Linked DNA regions of Homo sapiens: all the other regions are linked to region 3. Evidence: chromatin contacts called from ENCODE Hi-C or POLR2A ChIA-PET data. All regions are on one chromosome and are shown on one strand. Each heading gives the region's core, a stretch centred on a gene start or an enhancer-like site at or near the end of the contact. The rest is flanking DNA. Distances are from core to core; before and after follow the strand shown. Region 1 overlaps SMU1 (SMU1 DNA replication regulator and spliceosomal factor). Region 2 holds the start of APTX (aprataxin). Region 3 has its middle 14 kb from the start of SPINK4.

Region 1 (3,736 bases), core at 1,027-3,526, 180 kb after region 3:
AAACTTTATACCTTTCTGGAGACTTTGTTCTAAAATGTACATAAATGCTCATCTAGTTAACATATTTACTTAGAATGTGGGAGGAGGAGTCACATTATTATCCCTGAATCTCAAGTACAGCAGAAGTGAATTCCTGGGATAGTAGGATAGACTAACATGTAAAAAGGCCAGGTGATGCATAGGTTCTCATTTCACTGCCCTCAGCCTTCCTCTCCTTCTGAGCTGTGCCTTCTCACATGTTCAGTCAACTCCAGGGAATATTGTCTCCATCTTCTGGATAGAACTAGTTGCAGGATCCGTTACAAGAATTCAGAGTTTTGGCATCTCCCCTTTGTATGTTGTAGGAGAAGGTTTGGCATTGAAAATGTGCTGTTGTTCCAAAGAAAAATTAGCAAAGGACTTGAGATTTAGAAAAGTCTCCTTTGTAATGTGCATCATTACCAGTTATCTAAAGAAAAACATGTAAAAGCCAACAAAACCCTTGAAAATATTTTGCATATGGATGTCTGTTTCACGTTTCAACTGAAGATGTATAGAGCACCTCTGATGATGAGGAAGATACCATGCTAGGCAGTACTTTCAAGAACGTGAGTTCTTATTTCTGCAGGCCTTTTGTGCCCCCTTTTAAATGTTAGCATTTATTAGGTACAAACTAGTGGGGAAGGTTTTTTTAAAAAGTTTTGCAGTCTTGTAATTTACCTTTTTAAAAAATTTATTTTATTTTTCTGAGATGGAGTCTTGCTCTGTTGCCCAGGCTGGAGTGCAGTGGTGCCATCTCAGCTAACTGCAACTTCCACTTCCCAGGTTCAAGCGATTCTCCTGCCTTAGCCTCCCAAGTAGCTGGGACTACAGGCGCATGCCAGCATGCCTGGCTAATTTTTGTATTTTTAGTAGAGCGGGGGTTTTGCCATGTTGGCCAGGCTGGTCTTGAACTCCTGACCTCAGGTGATCCGCCTGCCCTGGCCTCCCAAAGTGCTGGGATTACAGGCATGAGCCACTGCGCCCAGCCTTGTAATTTACCTTTGATGGTGACCTGAAATGCAGTATGATCCTATATGTGGCACGTAGTAATGTTCAGTGTTTGCTGAATTAATTCTGGGCAGCACTAAGAAATCCCTCTTTCCCAGTCATATTCTATAACACATTTCCCATTTGCCACAAAACCTGCAGCTTTTTGGTCCAGGTAATGACATTTGCTGCCATTTTGATGATTTAAAAATGGTCGTGGGAGTTGAACATAGTCATGAATTCAGGATTCCTGAGCATGTAGACAGTCATCCCAGTGGAAAGACACGTTCACTTAAGAGAAGTTTAAGTTAGAGGAAACAGTTTATGCTAAAAAAATTTTTAGAAAAGTCCTTGAGAATTTTTGATTTAGTCTTGACCTCATGAAGCTGGTAGTTATGATGTGCATAGTTTGTATCACCGTTTATGAAGATGGAGAATCTAGTCAGCACGTGTTGGTTTATTCTAGGAATTTTTAGGGAACACTTCTGTTGCTGGCACCAGGTGATGAATATGGTTAAAAAAAGACTCGTTTCTGCCTAAACATAGGGAAGAAGAGCAAATTAAAAGGAGTAATTAAAACTGATAAAAGCTCAAGTTACCTTTGTGATGATGAGGCGGGCAGTTAACGCGAAAGGGTTGGGAAAGGCTTCCTGGAGGGACTAGGGGGCGGTCTAAGCACAGGGAACCTAACCGGGGACTCCAGTGTGGCACAGCGGCAAGGTATGTGCTGGGCAAAATGATAGGTGTCTTGGGAGACCAGGCAAAGAGAGCTGGATTAGGAGCCGTTAAGTATATATTTTTCTTCTTTTTAAATAAAATAATGCACTGGGTGAACATGTAAACGCTAAGTTGAAAATCTGCCTTTCCCAGGTAACCCTTGTTAATCTTTCTACAACTTCATTTCGTACAAACCTGAAAAACACACTGATTTTGTCTTTAAATGGGCACACGCTGCTTACACTCCTCGGCGCCTAGCCTTTCTGAAGCCCCACGCGGCCGTCCCTCCAGCATTGAAGGCTGGGGCAGCCCAGCTCCCCTCCAGCGCCCTTACAGCCAGACCGCGGCGGGGTCGGGCCGCGCACGCGCAGGGCGGACGGCCGGATCTGGGGCGCCGCTGCTCCGGGTGGTCGGAGGTAGGAGTCCCATCTTGGGTCCAGGGCCGGTAGAGCCCCTTACCGGGGGTAGGGAGACTGCGCACCCGCTAGAGCCAACTGTCAGGGCCTGCAGACGTCGGGTGACGTCACTGTTACAAAATTGGCGGTCACATCGTCTTAAGGGCCGGTGGCAGCGGCTGCGCGAACGGGAGTTGGCTGCCGGGAATCAGTGCTCACTTCCTTCTGAATTGGGCGTGTGCAGTCGGTTCCTAGGGAAGTGCTCTGCTGCAGCCACCAGATTTAACGGATGCTGCTCTCTAGCACTTAACATAGAAGCTAAACTACCTGGCGTTAAAATTAATTCCATGAGCATAAGGACATTTGTCCTATCCCCTATTCTGCTGTTGAATTAATGACTGGAAAACATTGCGCGGAGGTATTTGGGAGTAGTATGGCTTTTTTTTTTTTTTTTTTTTTAACAGCAAATGGTATAAATCTCAGGTACAATTCAGTATCTTCTTCACCAGTTGTTTTTTTTCAGCATGTATTATTACTACCACTAACGGCCTCTGTTGAGCCCTTCCTTGCTATGTAAGCAGCCATATTTAATTCTCAGAACAATGTAATGAGGGTGCGCAAATGCACATGAAGAAACAGGTTTCCAGACGTGAGGCACCTAACTCAGTCCAACTTGCACGAAGCTCGCATTGAAAACCAGATGTGACTCCGAAGCTAGGTTTTTTTTCTCTCTTGCCTCACTCTCAATATTGCTGTCAGTTCCTCCTCAATCTTTAGGTTTGGGCAGGGACAAAGAATACATGGATTGTTCCTCCACATGCTGCAAACACATTCACCTAAGCAGAGCACAGGTAGTGAGATGAGTAGAGAGAACTGAATTAGAGGATTCTGGATGTCAGTCTTTGCTGTCACTTCTTTTGGCTTGTGCTAGAACAGTGGTTCTTACAAGTGTCACGTGATAGACACATTCTAAGGTCCTATCCCAGACCTACAGAATCAGAAATTGGTGGTGGGGCCCAGCAAGCGTGCTCAAATTTGAGAGCAGGTAGACTACAGGGTAGTTTCCGCATATACAAAAGGTGTTTTAATTCTTGCTGTCAGTCTCAGAAGTTTCATGCTGAGATAACCAAATTTAAATGATAAAGGTGCAAGACTGACTCTTAAAATCACATTTTTTCAAATTGCCATAGCTTGCTAGTGTTCTCATTCACTGTGCTTTTACAGCTTCATTTTCCACTATTTTAAGAGAAGAAATTGCTATGAAGTGTATGTCCAAGTGAGGAAGTTCCCTGGTCTGAGGTTGTTTAAAACTTACAATAGGCCGGGCACGGTGGCTCAAGCCTGTAATCCCAGCACTTTGGGAGGCCGAGGTGGGTGGATCACGAGGTCAGGAGTTCAAGACCACCCTGGCCAACATGGTGACACCCTGTCTCTACTAAGGATACAAAATTAGCCGGGCATGGTGGCACACGCCTGTAGTCCCAGCTACCTAGGAGGCTGAGGCAGGAGAATAGCTGGAACCCGGGAGGCAGAGGTTGCAGTGAGCTGAGACTGTGCCACTGCACTCCAGCCTGGGTGACAGAGCAAGACTTGGTCTCAAAAACAAAAAACAAAAA
Region 2 (4,283 bases), core at 82-2,581, 220 kb after region 3:
TATAAACCTGCATCTTCTCTGCTAACAAAAGCAAGCCTGTCCTCTGTGTTTCTTGGAAGATCCTCCCACCTTCTGTCTTGAAGGCTCTGATAGCTTCATCATACCATTAAGTCTCTGCTTTTCCATGGAAGGAAACAATACTCCACCTTGATGAAGAATGTGACTCCTTAAATCTCAATTTTGTTAAAGAAAAGATTATTCAATGATACTTGCTGAAGCATGGTAAGGAAGACTTTATTCAGGAACTTCATGATAGGTATATAGAGCTCACTGCAACGGGGTTTTGCAGTGGAAGAGAGATTAGGCTCAACTCCAAACAGCAGCATGGGCAAGTGGGCATTTATGGCCAAGGAGCTGTGTAGGGGTCAGTGGATGGAAAATTACTAAGAGGAAACATCGGGGTAAAGGAGTTTCTGGCTAAATATACCTAACAGGATTCTTGCTGGAGACAGGCCAAGGTAATCAGACATCATCTGGGGGATAGTGGAGAATAAGGAACCTGATCAGATATTGAGAATAACCACATAAGGCGGGGTGGTGGTGGTGGTTCTTGGTAAACTGACTTAGCCAGGGTCTGTGCTAAAACTGGATTTTACAGGGAAGTGCACAGATGGGCCTAGCAGAAAATTCAGAAACCTAATTCAACCAAAGAATTTTTGCCAGTGTGTTGTACTTGAGAAAAATTATAAACTATACTTTTACCTCCGAGATAGGGATTGTTCCTTCTGCCAAAATGCCTTTGAATAACTGCAATATGATTCTTAGGGAACTTTCTGGAATTGCTGTAAAAAATCAGTACACGCATCTTATCCCTGCATCTTGCTTTTTTTCTCCCGGATTGCCCCTCAGTTCATTTAGTGTACACAGCACTACAAAAAACAGGTTTCCCTGCCTCTTACCGCTCCATTCTTTCCTCCCTGCACAAAGGAGAAAGCGGACTGTAGTTTAAAAAGCAAGTAGCAGTGCTACAGCAGGTTGTCTGCAGCAGGAGAGATGGCCTTAAAGGTTGTGAACGTCTCCTTATGGAGTATCGAGAAGCTGCACAGCCACCTAGAAACGTCCACAGAGGGATTGGGTCTGAAATGTCACCCAATTCAGAGACTGTGAGGCAGTGACAGGCGAGTGGCCCTCAGGCAGAGAGATGCTGAGAGAGCTGGTCCCCACAGGCATAACTTCCAGGATCCTCAGTTGGACCACGGCCCAGAGAGAACCCAATTGGGGCGGACGCTTTTTGATCTGGGAAGTGGGCAAGATTCTTTCAGCCAATCCGTTAGAGAGGTGCTGGTGACGTCACTGGTCGCGATACAGCCGGCCTCTGACGTCATCCCGCAGCGCCGGAAGCGGTGAGGCACAGATGAGTAACGTGAATTTGTCCGTCTCCGACTTCTGGAGGTAAGGCGGTCGTCAGCCTATCTCTTCTGCTGGCTGGGCTCAATGCCGCGGGTGAGCGTTCGGCCGAGGCTGCTCCTACCCTTGAGTGATGTGCCTTGAATGACGCTGCTTTCATGCGCTGCTCTCACGGCTGCTTTCTCCGTCCTCCCCTGTTACTACCTTGGGCTGTTTCAGCGGGCGCTCGCGTTGGTCTTCGACCCACTTTGCGTTTGTTCACGTGTGCTCCCGACACCTGTATGTACCTTGGTCGCAACACAAGCCGAAAAAATATTAGAGAATGGGCCCTGTCCAACCAAGGAGGCGGCCCAGCTTGTCGGGAAGGGCAGCGTTTCCGCCAGAAATGCTTCGTGAAAGGCACTTGAGGGACCTTAGCAGCATCCTCAACAGGCCTTGTAGGGAATGCCAGAAGAAGCAGTCCTTGGCCGGGCGGGGTGGCTCATGCCTGTAATCCCAGCACTTTGGGAGGCCGAGGCGGGCGGATCACCTGAGGTCGGGAGTTCCAGACCAGCCTGACCGACATGGAGAAACCCCGTCTCTACTAAAAATACAAAACTAGCCAGGTGTGGTGGCGCATGCCTGTAATCCCAGCTACTCGGGAGGGTGAGGCAGGAGACGTTCTTGAACCCGGGAGGCGGAGTTTGTGGTGAGCTGAGATCGCGCCATTGCACTCCAGCCTGGGCATGCCAAGAGCGAAACTCCGTCTCAAAAAAAAAAAAAAAAAGAAAAAAAAAAAAAGCCTTTCCCCATACATACCAGTGATAGTGGCTTAACAAAGCAGGGATAAAATTTCTATTTGGAATTGCTGTGATCTAGGTTTGGAACTTTTGGGGATTGTTCATATGTGAGACAATACAGATTTGTGCTCGTTCTTCTTAGTTACACAGTTATTACTTTCTTTTTTTCTTTTTCTTTTCTTTTCTTTTTTTTTTTTTTTTTTTTTTGAGACAGAGTCTCACTCTGTTACCCAGGCTGGAGAGCAACGGCGTGATCTCGCCTCACTGCAACCTCCGTCTCCCGGGTTCAAGCTATCTCTGCCTCAGCCTCCCAAGGAGCTGGGATTACAGGCGTGTGCCACGACGCCTGGCTAATTTTTTGTATTTTTAGTAGAGATGGGGTTTCACCATGTTGGCCAGGCTGGTCTCAAACTCCTGACCTCAGGTGATTCGCCCCCCTCGGCCTCCCAAAGTGTTGGGATTACAGGCGTGAGCCACTGTGCCCAGCCGCAGTTATTGCTTTCAAATGATCTTTTTATATGTCCACAGCTCCTGCTTGCCCTACCTTCGCTATTAACAAGAGTGATAATAGTGTTGAATGCTTTTTATCAGACACTGAGCTTTACATACTTTGTCCTTTAGCTCTTGTGACAACCCCATGGTGTAGAGCAATTGTTAATACCGCTTGACACTTGAGGGAATGAAGGCTTGGAGAGGTTAAATAACTTGCCTCAAGTCACACAGCGAGTAGGTGGTAGAACCAATGTTTGAATTCAGGCAGTCCAACTTCAGAGACCTTGATCTTCGCCACTGTTCTATATTGTTTTTCTTCGACTGTCCATTAAGCTCCCAGACACCTACTCTTTGTTACCTTTTATTTTTATTTTTATATTTTTTTGAGACGGAGTCTCTGTCGCCCAGGCTGGAGTGCAGTGGCGCGATCTCGGCTCACTGCAAGCTCCGCCTCCCGGGTTCACGCCATTCTCCTGGCTCAGGACTACAGGCGTCTACCACCACGCCCGGCTAATTTTTTGTATTTTTTAGTAGAGACGGGGTTTCACCGTGTTAGCCAGGATGGTCTTGATCTCCTGACCTCGTAATCTGCCTGCCTCGGCCTCCCAAAGTGCTGGGATTACAGGCGTGAGCCACCGCACCCGGCCTGTTTGTTACCTTTTATTTTATGGAGAAAATTAGGGTCATGAGATGTGCTTTCCCTCACATTTCTGCCTCTGCTTTCCCTTTTAAAGTCATCAAGATTTATACCCTTTTCCTTTTGTCTCAGAGGATGAATTGTCTCTCTAATCAGAGCAGTTTCTTTATGTTTGCTTCTGATATTTTATGCTGTCACTTATGAGACCTTGTTTTCATTTGTCATTTCTGTTTCCAGTCGTGTATAAACAAGGCCAGGTTTCTCAGATCTCTGACACTTCCCGTTGCCGAAGAAAGAAAAACTCCTTGGTGGTCCATTATAACTTTAGCTGTCATCCAATAACTTTCTTTCTCTTTATATCCAAACTGTTTTAGTGAGTATTCTGAACTCTGCCTCCATTTCCTCACCTTTTGTTTCCTTCTGTATCTAGCTCTCAGACCCATCATTCCCCTGAAATTTCACCCCAAGGTCACCAGTGACTATTGTCAAACCAGATAAAAATTTTTTGATTATTACTGGATCTCTTTGCTGCTTTTGGAACTTGGTCATCCCTTTACTCCCTTCTTCTTTGCTTTACGTGTCAGTGCTCTCAGATGATTTATTCAACAAGTATTGATTGGGATACAGAGATGAACAAGACAGATAAATTGTTTTCTCTTAAGGAATTTACATTCTAGCTGTTCTCCATGTGCCTTTCTTACCAGTCATTTCTGCTATGGGTAGTCATTTTCCTCCTTCCCTAAAATGTTGGGTGTTTCTGTTGTTTGTGACTTTGGCATATAAACAATGAAAAACTGTTCTTTTTTTTTTTTTAGCTTGACCAATTTTTTTTTTATACTTTAAGTTCTGGGATACATGTGCAGAACGTGCATGTTTGTTACATAGGTGTATACTAAGTGCCATAGTGGTTTGCTGCACCCATCAACCTGTCATCTACATTAGGTATTTCTCCTAATGCTATCCCTCCCCTAGCCCCTCACCCCCTGACACGCCCCAGTGTGTGATGTTCCCCTCCCTCTGCCCATGTG
Region 3 (3,962 bases), core at 1,297-3,796:
CCCCCCAAATACCTACCTCCTTATCCCCCAAACCTGTGAATATGTTACCTCACATGACAAAAGGGATTCTGCATCTGTGATCAAAGGAAGGATCCTGAAATGGGGAGGTTATCCTGGGTTACCTGGGTGAGCTTGGGCCATAAAGTTCTCATAAGAGGGAGGAGGGAGAGTCAAAGAAGGAGCTGTGATGATGAAAGCAGAGTGGGGGGTGATGCAGGCCTGGATCCCAGGGTTAGAGGCAGCCTTAAGAAGCTGGCAAGGGCAAGGGACGTTTTCTCCCGTAGGGCCCCCAGAGGGAGAGCAAGCCTGTGCCCCATTTCTGACTCTGACCCCCGAGTGGAACAGAATGCATTGATGTTGTTTGAAGCCTCTGCGTTTGTGGTAATTTGTGACTGCAGCCATGGGGTGTGAATCCACAAGTTCTGTGACCTCAAGCAAATTCCTTAACCGGAGAGCCCACATTCCCTCATGGGGTGAGGGTGCCGTGGCTCATGCCTATAATCCCAGCATTTTTGGGAGGCTGAAGTGAGAGGATTGCTCGATCCCAGGAGTTTGTGATCAGCCTGGGCAATATAGCGAGATCTCGTCTTGACAAAAAATTGTAAAATTAGCCAGGCATGGTAGCACACGCCTCTAGTCCCAGGTATTTGGGTGGCTGAGGTGGGAGGATCGATTGAGCCTGGAGGTGGAGGCTGCAGTTAGCACCACTGCACTTCTGCCTGGCCTACAGAGTGAGACCCTGTCTCAAAAATGACAACAACAACAATAATAACGCCTACCTTGAAGTGTTGTATTAAAAAGTATATATTAGGGCTGGGTGCGGTGGCTCACACCTGTAATCTTAGCACTTTGGGAGGCCAAGGCGGGCATATCACTTGAGGTCAGGAGTTCGAAACCAGCCTAGCCAACATGGTGAAACCTCGTCTCTACTAAAAATACAAAAAAACATTAGCCTGGCATGGTGGCGGGTGCCTGTAATCCCAGCTACTCAGGAGGCTGAGGCAGGAGAATCGCTTGAACTCCGGAAGGGGAGGTTGCAGTGAGCTGAGATTGCGTCACCGCGCTCTAGCCTCGGTGACAGAGTAAGACTCTGTCTCCAAAAAAAAAAAAATTAAACGCCTGGCTCATAACAAAACTTAATACATGATGCCGTTATGAAAAGGAGGAAGAGAGAGGTGAGGAGAAACAGAAAGAGGAAGAGGGAAGAGAGAAGTTGGGTGGTGAAGCTACAGCCAGCCCCATGTTCTGGGCAGCTCCAGGCAATGCGGGGCCCATGGAAACCTGCCCATCTCTTCACCTGGCTTTCATTCATTTTGACTTCAGGACACTCTTATTCTCCTTAGAAGGGTCAGGGCCAACCTCTACTAATAGACCCCTATGAAAGCTTTCCCTACTGAATGAAGAACTGCAGTAAAAAACAGGTATAAGAGCCTGCCCCAGTATACGCCTCTGGCACTCCTGTGGCTCCACGCCACCAATGCACAGCAGCAGATTTGTCTTTCCGCCTTTTTAACTTTCCAGGCTTGACCAACAGTAGCCTATGCAGAAATGTGCAAGTCACAAGCTGAATCCTTCTTTTGTGAAGGAATTGAGCTGGTGACCTGAGAGAGCTGGGGTGTGTGTGTGTGTGTGTGTGTGTGTGTGTGTGTGTGTGATTTCCAATTGCCTCCAATTTCTCCACATTCTCAACATTTTAACATTCTAGTGAGTGTAAAGTGATATCTCATTGTGGTTTTAGCTTGCATTTTCCTGAAAACTAATAATGGTGGGCACTTTTTCCTGTACTATATAGCTACTTATATATCTCCGAATGTTGATTCACGACTTTTTGCCTATTTAGATAAGCTGGGTTGTTCATCTTTTTATTGCTGATACAAATACATTGTTGGTGGATGTGTAAAATGATACAACTTATTTGGAGAATTGTTTTTCGCAATTAAAAAAATTACACATCTATCCATGCTATGACCTTGCAATTCCATCCACAGTAAATAAAAAGCATATGTCTACACAAAGCCTTATTCGTAAATATTCATAGAAGCTTTATTTGTATTAGGCAATAAGTGGAAATGATCCAAATGTCAGTCAGTTGGTGCACAGATAGACCAACTGGAATACAGCTATGCAATAGAATACCACCTGGCAATAAAAGTGAATTAACTATTGATACGTGCTACAACATGACTGAATCGCTAAAACATTATGATTCCTGAAAGAAGGCAAACACAAAAGAGTATGCACTGTATAATTCTGTATAATTCCACATATGTAAGTTCTACAACAGGGGAAGCTAATTGTGGTGACAGAGGCGGATCAGTTGTTGCTTTCAGGGTAGGGCATGGGGAGAGTAGGAGGGAACCTTCTGGGGCAGTGGAAATACCGTATATATTATTTAGAGTAGGGATTACACTGGGGTATACAGTTGTCGAAAAATCATCAAATGAAGATCTGTGCATTTCATTGTATGTAAATGTTATCTTGTTAAAAACAAAACTGAATTATGCCACAAATTTGAAGTGCTACCACCAGGTGGCACTGATGCGTAATTTCCAAGAGTTCAACTGTAAAGTTTATGCAGTGACTAAGACTCATAAATCATTCTATTTGCAAGTGTTCTCAAAAGCATGTGGCATTGTTTTGTGGGTATTTTTCATTTCAAAAAATAATATTGTGCTGGAGGCCTCCTTCTGTTCCTTTCTTCTTTTTTCCCCCATTCAGCATTGTGGAGTTTTGGCGTTTTTTGCTCTTGTTTATTTGTTTTTTGTAGAGACAGGGTCTCACCATCTTGCTCAGGCTGGTTTCATACTCCTGGGCTCAAGCAACCCTTCTGTCTCAGCCTCCCAAAGTGTTGGGATTACAGGCTTGAGCCACTGCAACTGGACAGAACCATGTTTTAAAGATTTCTTGACCTTTTGTGTGTATCTAATTCATTGCTTGTTACTGTGGTAGAATATTCTGTAGTGTGCTTATGTCACATTTTACTTACATTCATTTCCCCAATGATGAATGCCTCATTGCATCCAGCTCTCCAGCCATCACAAATAACTTGGTGATAAAATATCCTCTTATGGCCAGGCACAGTAGTTCACGCCTATAATCCACCCCCCCCAGACTTTGGAAGGCCGAGGCGGGTGAATCACCTGAGGTCGGGAGTTCGAGACCAGCCTGACCAACATGGAGAAACCCTGTCTCTACTAAAAACACAAAATTAGCCGGGCATGGTGGTGCATACCTATAATCTCAGCTACTTGGGAGGTTGAGGCAGGAGAATCGCTTGAACCCACGAGGTGGAGGTTGCGGTGAGCCGAGATCGCACCATTGCACTTCAGCCTGGGCAACAAGAGCGAAACTTTGTCTCAAAAAAAAAAAAAAATCCTCTTACATGTCTCTTTATGGAGTTGTGTGAGAATCTCTTTAATTATATAGCCAGTAGTGGGATCCTCCCCATCCCTACTCATAATATTTATTTATTTGTAGCATTTTATCCCCTTCTACTTAATACATTTCCTCCAGAATTGGTCATTATCTTGGGTGAAATAAGCCAGTCCCAAAAAGACAAACGTAGCATGTTCTCACATATGTGGGAGCCAAAAAAAATGTGATTACATTGAGGTAAAGAGAGGAAATACGGAGAACAGAGACTGAGAAGAATGAATGGAAGAGATGGGGAAGGATGAAGAGAAGTGGGTTAAAGTGTACAAACAGTTAGATAGAAGGAATACATTCATTGCTTGATAGCAGAGTAGGGTGACTATAGTTAAACAAAAATGTACTGTACTTGGGTGATGGACAGCCTAAATACCTTGACTTGATCACTATGCATTATATATATATGTAACGAGATTTCACATGTACCCCATAAATTTTTACAATTTTTACAAATAAAAAGATGCATCATAAAAAATTTCCTTCAAAATCTTCATGCTAAAAGTTATTAAGTATATTTAAGCAATGTCCTAAAC

Evidence for each region. Hi-C counts contacts between places; a loop is a spot of excess contacts on that map. ChIA-PET counts read pairs that join two places held with the same protein, here RNA polymerase II (POLR2A). Pooled maps may share reads with other maps.
Region 1: a map of endothelial cell of umbilical vein shows a loop between it and region 3 (5-fold over the local background). The contact joins two enhancer-like sites. A Hi-C loop is called at or near these places in 1 of 168 maps with a recorded cell type or tissue (endothelial cell of umbilical vein), 3 of 37 single-sample maps with no recorded cell type and 14 of 50 pooled maps. POLR2A ChIA-PET finds 5 or more read pairs at or near these places in 5 of 52 experiments (A673, H1, T-cell and 2 more).
Region 2: a loop to region 3 is called in a map of naive thymus-derived CD4-positive, alpha-beta T cell, with 11 times the contacts of the local background. The contact joins the promoter of APTX here to the enhancer-like site in region 3. A Hi-C loop is called at or near these places in 4 of 168 maps with a recorded cell type or tissue (K562, PC-9, mammary epithelial cell and 1 more), 10 of 37 single-sample maps with no recorded cell type and 15 of 50 pooled maps. POLR2A ChIA-PET finds 5 or more read pairs at or near these places in 1 of 52 experiments (MCF 10A).

What each region holds. Positions count from the first base shown.
Region 1 is chr9:33,042,836-33,046,571 of GRCh38, reverse strand. It overlaps SMU1 (SMU1 DNA replication regulator and spliceosomal factor), which reads left to right. Exons shown (of 12, transcript NM_018225.3): 12 at 1-3,736. Among named protein-coding and RNA genes, the nearest start is that of DNAJA1, 19 kb to the right of the region's middle. RefSeq lists a silencer at 1,914-2,233 and an enhancer at 2,088-2,589. Within about 2 kb of position 2,276, at least 34 of the 41 ENCODE cell types and tissues checked have a DNase peak (open chromatin) inside an H3K27ac peak, as active enhancers do.
Region 2 is chr9:32,998,676-33,002,958 of GRCh38, reverse strand. APTX (aprataxin) reads left to right here and starts at 1,331. Exons shown (of 8, transcript NM_001195248.2): 1 at 1,331-1,392. It overlaps LOC124902140 (a long non-coding RNA gene), which reads right to left and starts at 1,182. Exons shown (of 2, transcript XR_007061454.1): 1 at 900-1,182; 2 at 214-782. RefSeq lists enhancers at 1,133-1,402, 1,162-1,774, 1,775-2,386 and a silencer at 1,873-1,932.
Region 3 is chr9:33,224,360-33,228,321 of GRCh38, reverse strand. No RefSeq gene overlaps it. Among named protein-coding and RNA genes, the nearest start is that of SPINK4, 14 kb to the left of the region's middle. RefSeq lists an enhancer at 1,057-1,226. Within about 2 kb of position 2,546, at least 2 of the 41 ENCODE cell types and tissues checked have a DNase peak (open chromatin) inside an H3K27ac peak, as active enhancers do.